Regions from separate parts of the Homo sapiens genome. Here region 1 is linked to region 2. Evidence: chromatin contacts called from ENCODE Hi-C or POLR2A ChIA-PET data. All regions are on one chromosome and are shown on one strand. Each heading gives the region's core, a stretch centred on a gene start or an enhancer-like site at or near the end of the contact. The rest is flanking DNA. Distances are from core to core; before and after follow the strand shown. Region 1 has its middle 53 kb from the start of PCED1B-AS1. Region 2 overlaps SLC38A4-AS1 (SLC38A4 antisense RNA 1).

Region 1 (5,792 bases), core at 1,523-4,022, 880 kb after region 2:
GCTCTAAGTCAACCTGCAGTGCTTCTGTGTAGGATTGTTATAAATGACCTCAATTCCATCAATTCCATCATGCTTGGGGCTGAAGTACATCCTCGGCAGCAGGGTCCTAATCTGTTTCTCAGTTTGGCTACTTCTTGTCCCAGAATCCTGACCCCATCGTGGTATTCAAATACAACTGAAGAAATATGCCTTTTTTTTTTTTTGAGACAGAGTTTCACTTTTGTTGCTCAGGCTGGAGTGCAATGGCGTGATCTTGGCCACCTGGCTAACATGGTGAAACTCCATTTCTACTAAAAATACAAAAAAATTAGCTGGGCATGGTGGCACGTGCCTGTAATCCCAGCTACTTGGGAGGCTGATGCAGGAGAATCGCTTGAACCTGGGAGGTGGAGGTTGCAGTGAGCTGAGATTGCGCCATCGCACTCCAGCTTGGGCAACAAGAGTGAAACTCTGTCTCAAAAAAACAAAATATATATACTATATATATATATATATATAGACACGAGGTTATAGCTGAGACTTGATGCTTCTGGAGAGCGCAGTGTAGGGACAACCCTCCCCTGGTATATACGTTGAGCCCCTGAGTTATATAGAATCTGAGGCGCTCCTAGGGAGAAAAAATCTGAACCACATACATCTGAGGGGACTAGACATGTATGCTTGTGTTCAAATCATGCCAGGTGGTTCCAAAGCAGCCAGATTACAGGAAGAATGATGGGGATGACCATGGAAGAATTCTGCACGAGGGAGGAAGGTCTTGCCTTGGGAGCTAGGGATGACAGTGGTTTCAGGAATCATAAGGAAACAACTGGAAGTCAATCTTACTGACACTGAAGTACAGCAGGCCTTTACTTCCAACAGCAACATCATATGGTAGGATTCCAACTGCATGAGCAGACATTAATTTTGGTTAAAGCATCTGGCCATTGAGAATAATATTCTAGCTCAATGGCACCACTGTAGTCCTGTTAGGTGAGACAGAGTGCAGTTGGGAAGTAAGCAATAAGCAGGGCTGATCCATGGACACATGTGGGATCAACTGGCGAGTCCCAGAAATTGCTAAGGAGGGAAGCATTGTCTCACCAGCTCAGTCCACACACCCCTACCTTTAGGCCTTCTCTGTTACTATAGCATATTTAAAAAATCATAAATCCAGTTCCGAAAGAATTGATGAATAATGTTAAAGTCTCTGAAGGAGGGAGCCACAATAAATGGCACTCTTCTTGCTCACTTGCATCCTGAACAAGTTGAAGAAATAAAACAAAGGTAGAGCAAATGGGGATCACCTTTGTTACCGGCAGAGGCCAGGCTAGAAGACTAGGTTTTAGGTCTGGTGGTCAAGTGGGCTAAAATCAGACAGACTTGCCCATAGTCAGGCATTTGCTAGGCTAGAGCAGGCCTGCCCAGGCAAGACTTGCAATACAGAGAGATACTGTGCATTCTTGGAATGCCCACTCCTAATAGGAAGCAGCAAAGCTGACCCAACATGCTCAGCGATTCTTCCAAAATTACCATCCAATTACTCACTCCAGAGCCCTAGGGGTGGGATGAATAAAAGGGCTAAGGGAAACAAAACATGTGCTTGGAGAACTCCCTCGTTATAGAAACCAGGAGAGGAAAAAAGGTACGTCTCCTCTGTATTGATCAGGGTCCCATCAGGTTATTAAATAGAAGATATTAAATACGAAGAATTAATTATAAAGGTGTTAGAGGAGCTAAAATAGTCACTAGGGTAGATGAGGCATCCCAAAGATTAGCAAGTGGGAAGCCACCACCCACCCTTAAGACTGGAGAGACAAAGGAAGGATCTGGGGGTCCCTTGATAGACACTAGCATTATAACAGAAATATTCAGGCAAGAGCTGGAGCCACAGAGGAGGGCAGCTACTGCCAGATATGCCTCCCATGGCAGAAAAAGAGGACAAGAAATACTTTGGCTTCCCCTTTCCTCCCAACCTCCAATCTCCAACAGTACCTCTCGCTGGTTAAGTGAGGCTAAAACAGGTGGTCAAGAGAGCCTGGGTATCATAGCTTGCAACAGTCAGACATACAGAGCAGACACAAAGGATGGATCTGGAGGCAAACAGTCAAATAACCAGCACAACATTTAACCAGGCAGAGTTTTGTTGCAATTTTGTTTGTAGACGAAAGAGAAATTTACATATCATACACCCAAACCTTTCTAAATGTCTCATCACCACTTTTTGAAATTTCTCTCCTGCAGCAGCTGCTATGTCGTTTTGTTTGTTTGTTTTATTTTTTTGCGATGGAGTTTCACTCTTGTCGCCCAAGCTGGAGTGCAATGGCGCAATCTTGGCTCACTGCAACCTCTTCCTGTCTCAGCCTCCCAAGTAGCTGGGTTTACAGGCGCCCGCCGCCACGCCCAGCTAGTTTTTTTGTATTTTTAGTAGATACGGGGTTTCACCATGTTGGCCAGGCTGGTCTCGGACTGCTGATCTCAGGTGATCCACCTGCCTTGGCCTCGCAAAGTGCTGGGATTACAGTCATGAGCTACCGTGCCTGGCCAGCAGCTGCTATGTCTTGCTCCATCTTTCTTCCCCACCTCAGCTCTGTCTCCATTCCACTGGCTCTCTTCTGCTCCCACCATTCTCTGAATCCCCTCAACAAAAGCCTTGTCCAAAAGCCTGGGGAACTACAGTTTACTCCCTCCTCACCCTCTCTATCAACAATGACTCTCCTAGGGACTCCCTCGGTGACCACTCAGAGCTTTGAGATTAGGTAAACAGTGTTAATATGACCAACTTGGAACTTGCAGCTTAGTCAAGCCTGAGACAGTCAAGTTACCCAGATAAGGATAGACCATGCACCTACTTAAAATAACAGCATCAACAGGAGTTCTTCTGCTTCCCTTCCTGTTTCAAATTATAGCAATTGACCACTTAGTTACATTGGTTAATGCCCAAGACAAAAATGCAGCCCATCTCTTCCCCACCTGGCCTGCATATATGTTCATTTTGCATTTAGCAGAACTGAAAGGACTTCTTTCTGTTTTATTTTCTTGTAACCACAGAATTTAAATATCTACTGTTTTGTTTGTGGGCTCACAAAGAGGGTGAAAATCATTGCTATTTTATTTCAAACAAAATAAAAGATTACAGTCTTCCAATTAGAATAGGACTTAAAACATAGTAAGAATTTAAAAGCCATGTGCTGATTCATGGGAAAACATTAAGACACAGATGGGTTACACGATTTACTCAAGGTCATACCACTGAAGCAATGACTTTATTATCAGAACTATAAAGAACAACACAAATATTTACATGATTAATATTTTGTTGATAGTAATGGGGCTAGAATTAGAATATGGATTTTACGCTGCTCCAATCCCTGTCTGCTAACTCTGTTAGACTGTGTTTCCTACACACTGGAATTGCAGGATAGTTGCTGGATGTTCAGGCTGTGTGGTCGTGTAGGCATGGGTACAAATCCCAGCTCTGCCACCTGTTAGCTACGTGACCTTGGACCAGCCCCTTAACATCCCTTAGTTTTGTTTTTGGATCTAAAAAATGGGGTATGTACCTTCCGCACTAAGAGGGATAAGGGTTCAGTGAGATGATGTATGTTGTTGGGGAGGAAAAATTTTTCCTCTACTCTCTTCTTTTGCTGGGGGCGTGCAAATTAACCTAACAAAAGACAGACTAACAAAAGAGCAGACACAAAATTTTTATTAATATTTACATGCACAGGAGTTCACAAAAAAGGAGTGAAACTCAAAGAAGTGGTTAGACTCTGGTGATGGGTTGTTCTTCCCTTACTGGCACAGAGGAAACACCTTCACAAAGGCAAATTTGTGCCCTGCTTTTAGTCAGATAAGGGGAGAGGAAAGAACTCTTTCTGCATCTGTTGATTCTCAATTGCTTCCAGCTGAAAATAATCCTTACACTAAAGTGGCATATTTTGGGGTGGCATATTCTGATCCCCTTCCATGTAAAGTGCCTCAGCACCAGGTCTGATTAAAGTTAAGTGCTAAATAGCCCACTATCATTAGAAAAGTCTGTGTCCCCACCTTGTAGTAATAAAGCTCAGACACAACAGGATGTCATAGGAAGGGAATGAGGCATGTTTTTCTTTTCTCCAGTTTTTCTGCCTGGGCTTCCCTGCAAGTAAGATTATCTACATTTAAAACATATTTGATCGGCCAGGCGCGGTGGCTCACGCCTGTAATCCCAGCACTTTGGGAGGCCCAGGCGGGCAGATCACGAGGTCAGGAGATCGAGAACATCCTGGCTAACACAGTGAAACCCCATTTCTACTAAAAATACAAAAACAAAATTAGCCAAGCGTGGTGGCGGGTGCCTGTAATCCCAGCTACTCGGGAGGCTGAGGAGGGAGAATGGCGTGAACCCGGGAGGCAGAGCTTGCAATGAGCCAAGATCACGCACTGCACTCCAGCCTGGGCGACAGAGCGAGACTCCGTCTCAAACAAACAAACAAACAAAACAAAACATATTTGATTCACCTTAAATGGCTACTCATATCTGTCCTTTCCTCTGCAATGCTCTGCCTTGATCCTGGTCCAGGTTTATCTGGCATAGACTGCCCTCTGTCCAGCTCCTGTCTACCCCTCCTGGATCACAAACCAGAGAAAATGCAGAATCTTTCATGGGCTCCCTACTGCCTTCAGTGTGAAGCTCAAGTGCAAAGCCCAGCACCATCTATTCTGTACCTAACTTCTTAGTCTGAATCTCTTCACCTCTTTTCCCCAACCCCGAACTAATGGCTACCACTGACTCAGGGGAGCCTTCTCCTGCCTTCATGCCTTTGAATGGGGGGTATCGCTGCATGAAGCTCCTCTCTCCCCTTTACCCACTCAAGAGTCACTTACTCTTGGTAATATTTCTCAGTTGCCCTGCTTCACCCCTATTCTCTCATCCTGGCCAAGTTAGATGCCCTTCTGAGTCCCCTCTTCTCTACAGAATTTTAATTGTGCATTTTCTTCTTTGTCTCTGCCTTTAAGTTATGAACACTTTGAAGAAAGGACCATATTTAGTTCATCTCAGAATCCCAGTGCCCAGCACAGACCTGGCATAGGGTAGGCACTCCTTAAATACTTACTGAATGAATTATGCCATTTAGTCTGTCTGTGGTGGCACTGGAAACCCACAAGAATTTAACAGCCTCGTCTCTGTCTGAAGTTCAGGGCTTCTGTAAAGAATACGTGATGGAAAGAGGAGGTGACTAATAGTGATTCTGCAAAAATATGTAGGTAAAAGGAATGGCTGTAAATTAATGATGAAATAACCTTCCTAAGTTTCCTTGTGGAAGATATATGTTAATTCCCCAAATGTATGAGCATCTGTGTATTTTTGTGGGGAATATACAGTGTCTTTTCTAACACTGAGATGCTTGAAATGGGGTTATTTCCCTTCCAAATGAAAACCAATTAAATAAATTATATTTTTTCTGTGGTGCTTACAAAGTGTGGGAGTTGTCACCAAACATTACTAAATGTTCTAATTTAGTCATAAAAGGGCTGAAAGATGTAGCATAATTATAAGTCCAAAGTAAGTTGTTCTAAATATTTTATCATGTTCAGCATATGCTGTTAAAAAAAACCTCAGACTATAATTGTCAACATTCGATTCACAAAAAGTAAACAACAGCTGAGTATAATGGGATGATAAAGAATCTCTCCATAATTCCCGACATATGGCAAAGAGTATGTCCATTTTGAAGTGGAAGATGGTCATGTTTATCAACTGAGCCATTTTCTTTGTTTGAATCCTTCTAATCAGAAAAGTTCCCTAGAAACACTAGGAGCATTTTCCT
Region 2 (5,142 bases), core at 403-2,902:
ATAAAATATATGTAAACTGGAAAGGATTTTAGAGATTATCTGACAGTTCTTTTTTTATGGATGAATGCATCTGAGGCCAGACAGGAAAATGACTTATTGCTGGTTGAATTGCTGATTAGTGGCTGGATTGGAGGTAGAACCCAGATCATCTGCCTCTTCATTCTACTCATGTCCTGTCATGGAAATTAGTCAATCCAATTATTATTATTATAGAAGTCTGTTTTCACCAGAAAGTTTGTGAACTGACAACCGTAAAATCTGTGGTAAATTCACAGGCTTCATCAATGACACTATGAAATATTGACCCTCAGCTTCCCAGATTGCAACTCCCCAAGTCTTGGTCTGTTTGCTGTTAGGATTTGTTACAACTTCTTCCTTATTGCCTTTTGTTACACAAGCAGTGCTGAATATGGGCTGGATATTGGAAAGAGGGCAAGAAAATGAGAACCCACAGTTCTGTGACGTGACAACACTGATTGGCCAGTCACTGTTATCTGCAGGATGTGCTTTTCTTAAGGATGAACATATTTTGGTCCACAAGTTTCCAAGACAAGCACATTCCTGCCAACATGATCCTTGGACAAACTGTTCTGGAATTTGAACTTGCTACTGGAAGAGGGTTAAGTCCAGGACACACACACACACACACACACACACACACATTTCAGTGGGGGGCAAGCCATAGTTGGTTATGTTAGCACCTCATTATACAACAGTTTCAAGATAAAGTGATTCCAGATGTGCTCTCAGTAAGTACCTAGTACTTATGTTTTTAACCCATTAGGCTAAAAATCTACTTTCAGAATTTTGGGGAAGCCAGAGTTAGTTAATTAACTAGTCATTCCTAGTTACTTCATAAAGTTGATTCTAAGTCGACTATAATTTGCAGTATGTTTCATGTTAGAGGATACCCATTATAACCATATGAAACATACATATTTATAGACACATATATGTATTTTCACACAGACTTGCCTTTGACAATGATTAGAAGTTCATCTGAAGTACTGGTTTAATGATCATTAGGTTCCTTTGTCCCGGAAATTTCATTTAGAAACATTAGGAAGATATATATCTAAGAAGTAGTATTCTAGTTTCTTCTTATTAATGAAGCTGCAGTGATAGTCATTGTGATTCTGAAGCATAAATTTCATGAGTAAGTCCTGGTTAAAAGGCTCCCTCCCTTGTTTAAAAAACCAAGATTTGAAATTTTTTGCTTTGTAACTTAAATTTACAAAAAAGAGTTAAAGAGAAAAGATGATGAATGTTTTCCTTGATAATTCATATTATTGTTAGGAATATGGAATTTTTGCATCACTTGGCCCTAGAAGGTGGAGAGCTAAAGGTGAACATTTCATTTTGCTTTCAAATATTTTAAATTTGTCTGCAGAAATTATGTTTTCTGCTGAATACAATGGAAGCCTTCTTAGCTGGTCTTACTTGAGAATATTGCATCTTAGTATGCTCTTTTGATTTTATTTTGCTCTACAGTAAATTTTTAAAAATTTAGGTATGATATCTGGCATCAAGGACAACACCATTTATTTGCCAAAGGCTGTAACCTAGGGCATTATACACTAAATGGGAATATTGGCAAACATACTGTTCAGAGGTACCTGTTGTGCTGTAGGGCAGTACCTACAGCAAAGCAGTCTGGGTATGATGGACTCTGGATCCAGACTGTTTGGTTTCATTTCGCTTCTGCTTTTTACTAGCTGTGTGCTTTAATTTCATGAATGTGAAAGATAAATAATAACTCATGAAGATTTAGTTAAGTCTGAACTTGTAAAGGAAGCACTTAGAACCATGCCTGGCATATGTTAAGTACTTCTCAAGTGTTAGCTTAAACAAACAAACAAATCTCAAATTTTGTCTTTGTCATGTCAGAGAGGCTAACATCAAGTGATGGCTGAAGCAGCAAACAGCTAGTTAAATTTAAAAGAAAAATGATCTTTGGGATTAATCCTATCTTGTGAAAAGTTTTCTAGAGCTTCCATCCAGCTGTGGCTAAAGCTAGAGGACAAGAAGGTGAGGAAAGTGTGGCAGAGTGAATGCCATTGATTAAAGAAAGGCCAGGACCTTGCTGTATAACAATTGTTTCTATTATTTCTATTTTGAGAGAAAGACCCTTGATGTTACCCGTCAGCAGGAGATGGATGGTAGTCTTTGTGTGGATTGACAAACATTGGTAGTTTAACAATGTGAAGGGCTTCCTTTGCAGGAAATGAAAAAGTTGTGATTTTCCATAAGTCATTTAGAGAGTCACTATTGAGCCAGCCAGGCTGGGCCCGCTAGTCTATACAATGGTTTTGTGACAATTAGCCTTGTGCTGTTGCAGCATTTCAGACTCATGGAGCGTTTTGCTTAGAAGACCTCTCTTCCTTCTGGCTGACACAGCCCCATCCCAGGGTGCAGGGCCTGATAAGTGGAGTACAGGCTGGATTTCAGCCCTAACCACCCGCTCCCCCCAGGACATGGTACAGTACACAAATGGCACATTGAAGGTGGTAGCCATGAAGACAGGTTTTTGAATTTTACTTTCTGTTCTTCAGCTCAGGAAATATGTTGTTTATTTTTGTTTTTCAGTCATAGTCTACTTCAATAGCTGGAACTGGGGAAGAGATGGTTCAGTATTTTTTGTCATTGAATCCAATGGTTGATTGTTAATTATTACTTAAGATAATCCACAAACATCCTGCTGACAGTCCAAGACTGTTTTCTATCAGAGGTTTTATGAAGCCACTTAATTTAGGGTTAAGGTCCTGCTGAACCTTACAGGAGTCTAAAAGCAAGGAGAAAGGCATCAGAATATCACACCCTTTTAGCTATAAATCATATTTCTGTAATGCTGTTGCTACTTTTTTTCTATGTGCTCTTGCAATTTAAGATGATGCATTTTATTTCCAATGGTTTGCAATCTGTAACTGAAAGACAGAATGCTCGGAAAAGCCTCTGGCTAAAAACCAGTCTATTGACATAGAATCATGTCAGGAGTGGCCCCAGGAGATTTGTGGGTTTTGGCCTGTCTTGTTTCTCATCCAATATTTCTTTTCAGTATTATCACAGTTAAATTCCTCATTGGATATGCAATAGATTAAAATCACATTAAAGTTTGGACTTAAATCAAGCATAGCAAAAAATGATTCTTTGACATTAGCTCCCAAGATTCTTCTATTATGGTTTCAGTGGTCCTGAACTTTGGAAGATGCTGATCAGGTAATAACTGTTCTGTGCCCTACAAGGAGGATGCCACCTGTAAAAAGGCACTGAGAAGTTTTATTGTCTCAAATATATTTATTCTGATTCTTAAGAAAACTTGAAATAACTTGTGTTGTTTTGTTCTTATTTATTTTTGTTTAGAAATCTTTAATTTTCCTTTCCCTGCCCTGAGTCTTTCCCATTCTGAAATGAGTACAAACTGCTTTTTAGCTCACACATAGGCTCTAGAAACAGTTATTTCGATTATTAAATTTTTATCTGACAGTAAGTAACATGCACTTAATACATTATAGTTTATAAAGTACTTTTTCGAATGCATTACACATTTAATATCATGATGTTTTGAGATGGACATTAAAATTTTCTCCTTTTCTGCAACCTGGGAAACTAAAGCTCAGAGATCCGCATACTGTGCTACCCAAAGAATATAGGAAGAGAACCCGACTTTTTACCTTTTATTGATTAAAAAATGAGACGTGTCCTCACAATTTCCATGTGATTAACCAGTCCTAAAATTATAAGACATCCTTTCCTCACTTAATTACATGTAGTGTTGTTGCGGGACTTTTCCTTAGTTCAGCTGAAGATGGGGTTCTTGTCACAGGGCATTGAAAATTTAGGCTCGCAGACAATTTAAAGGGTGACTAAGGCAGGGTTTTATTGGGTGAAAAGGAAGACAAGGGGAAAGGGAGACTATCAGCAAGGCGAAAGAGTGTGCTTCTTGCCCCTGGGCTTCCTGCCTTGCAGATTGAATCCCAGGTTTCACCCAGAAAGAGGAGGGGCCAGGCTCCTCCCTGCAGACTTCTGTGGCTCCACCCCAGTGTGCAGGCCTGTAGGGGTTTTGCCGAGTAGCCTTTCCCACGTGACTGTCTCAGTGTAGTACATGTGATGTGGCCTAAATTGGGAAATACCTAAATTAGTAGCTACCTGTGAATTTGTCCTAACTTAGAGAATCTTTTGAAATGACTTAAAATTCTTTGGGTTTTCAGCTCAGACCACACACACACACACACACACACACACACACACACACACACGAATTAACAACCCTCAAGCAAAATTAATGGTAGTGCATCTGCAGCTTTTCAAAGTAATTGGAGAACCTTGAACCCCAGCTAATTTGACATTTTCACCTTTTCTAACTTTTTTTCAGAGTGTGTTGACATTCAGGTCAATTTTGAGCTGCTTTTAAGAGTACCCAGTGCCTAGTATAGTATAGGCATTTAATGCCTTTCAAATAAATGACTGAATTGTTCACTATATGGGCAAATGACAATTTGTAAATAATATCCCTAAATGCAGAGTACCTAAATGCAATACAAATAGTAGTCACATTATGTTTATTGTTTTAAACTAGAAGGTTTTGGCGTAGTCTGAAATGATATTATAGAAGGAGCAAGAACTTTGGAATCTGAAAAGATCTAGAATTGAATCTTTACCTTAACATTTACTGCTGGTTACTACACCTTCCTTAGGCATTCCACACAACTTCTCTGATCTTCAGTGTCTTCACCTGTAAATTTGGGATTATATTATCTACCTTACAACATCTCTGGGAGGACCATCTAAATTAATATATGCAAGGTACCCTGCACAATGCTTAATTCATAAAATGTGCTCAAAGTTCATGCATTTTTAGAATTTGTGTATACAACTTTGTAGCCAATTAACAGAGCCCCCAAGTAACAGATTGTGTGTTTTCTGATTAACCTTTGTATATAAAAATCCAGCTGTATAATCTGTAGTATAAAAGACCCATGGTGATAGTAGCAGTTCAACATGCCTGTTCTAAACTCTATACAAAGAGTAAAGGGCCAAAAATAGTTAAGATAATTTTGAAGAAGACCAAGGTACAGGTTTTTACATTAATAGATCTCAAGACTTATTATGAAGCCATAGTAATCAAGGAAGGGCAGTGATGGC

The links. Hi-C counts contacts between places; a loop is a spot of excess contacts on that map. ChIA-PET counts read pairs that join two places held with the same protein, here RNA polymerase II (POLR2A). Pooled maps may share reads with other maps.
Region 1: a pooled map shows a loop between it and region 2 (4-fold over the local background). The contact joins two enhancer-like sites. A Hi-C loop is called at or near these places in 1 of 37 single-sample maps with no recorded cell type and 2 of 50 pooled maps. POLR2A ChIA-PET finds 5 or more read pairs at or near these places in 1 of 52 experiments (activated T-cell).

Annotation. Positions count from the first base shown.
Region 1 is chr12:47,266,304-47,272,095 of GRCh38, forward strand. No RefSeq gene overlaps it. Among named protein-coding and RNA genes, the nearest start is that of PCED1B-AS1, 53 kb to the left of the region's middle. RefSeq lists enhancers at 2,103-2,152, 4,493-5,692. Within about 2 kb of position 2,773, at least 3 of the 41 ENCODE cell types and tissues checked have a DNase peak (open chromatin) inside an H3K27ac peak, as active enhancers do.
Region 2 is chr12:46,388,804-46,393,945 of GRCh38, forward strand. All of the region lies in intron 2 of SLC38A4-AS1 (SLC38A4 antisense RNA 1), which reads left to right. Among named protein-coding and RNA genes, the nearest start is that of SLC38A4-AS1, 7.7 kb to the left of the region's middle. Within about 2 kb of position 1,653, at least 8 of the 41 ENCODE cell types and tissues checked have a DNase peak (open chromatin) inside an H3K27ac peak, as active enhancers do.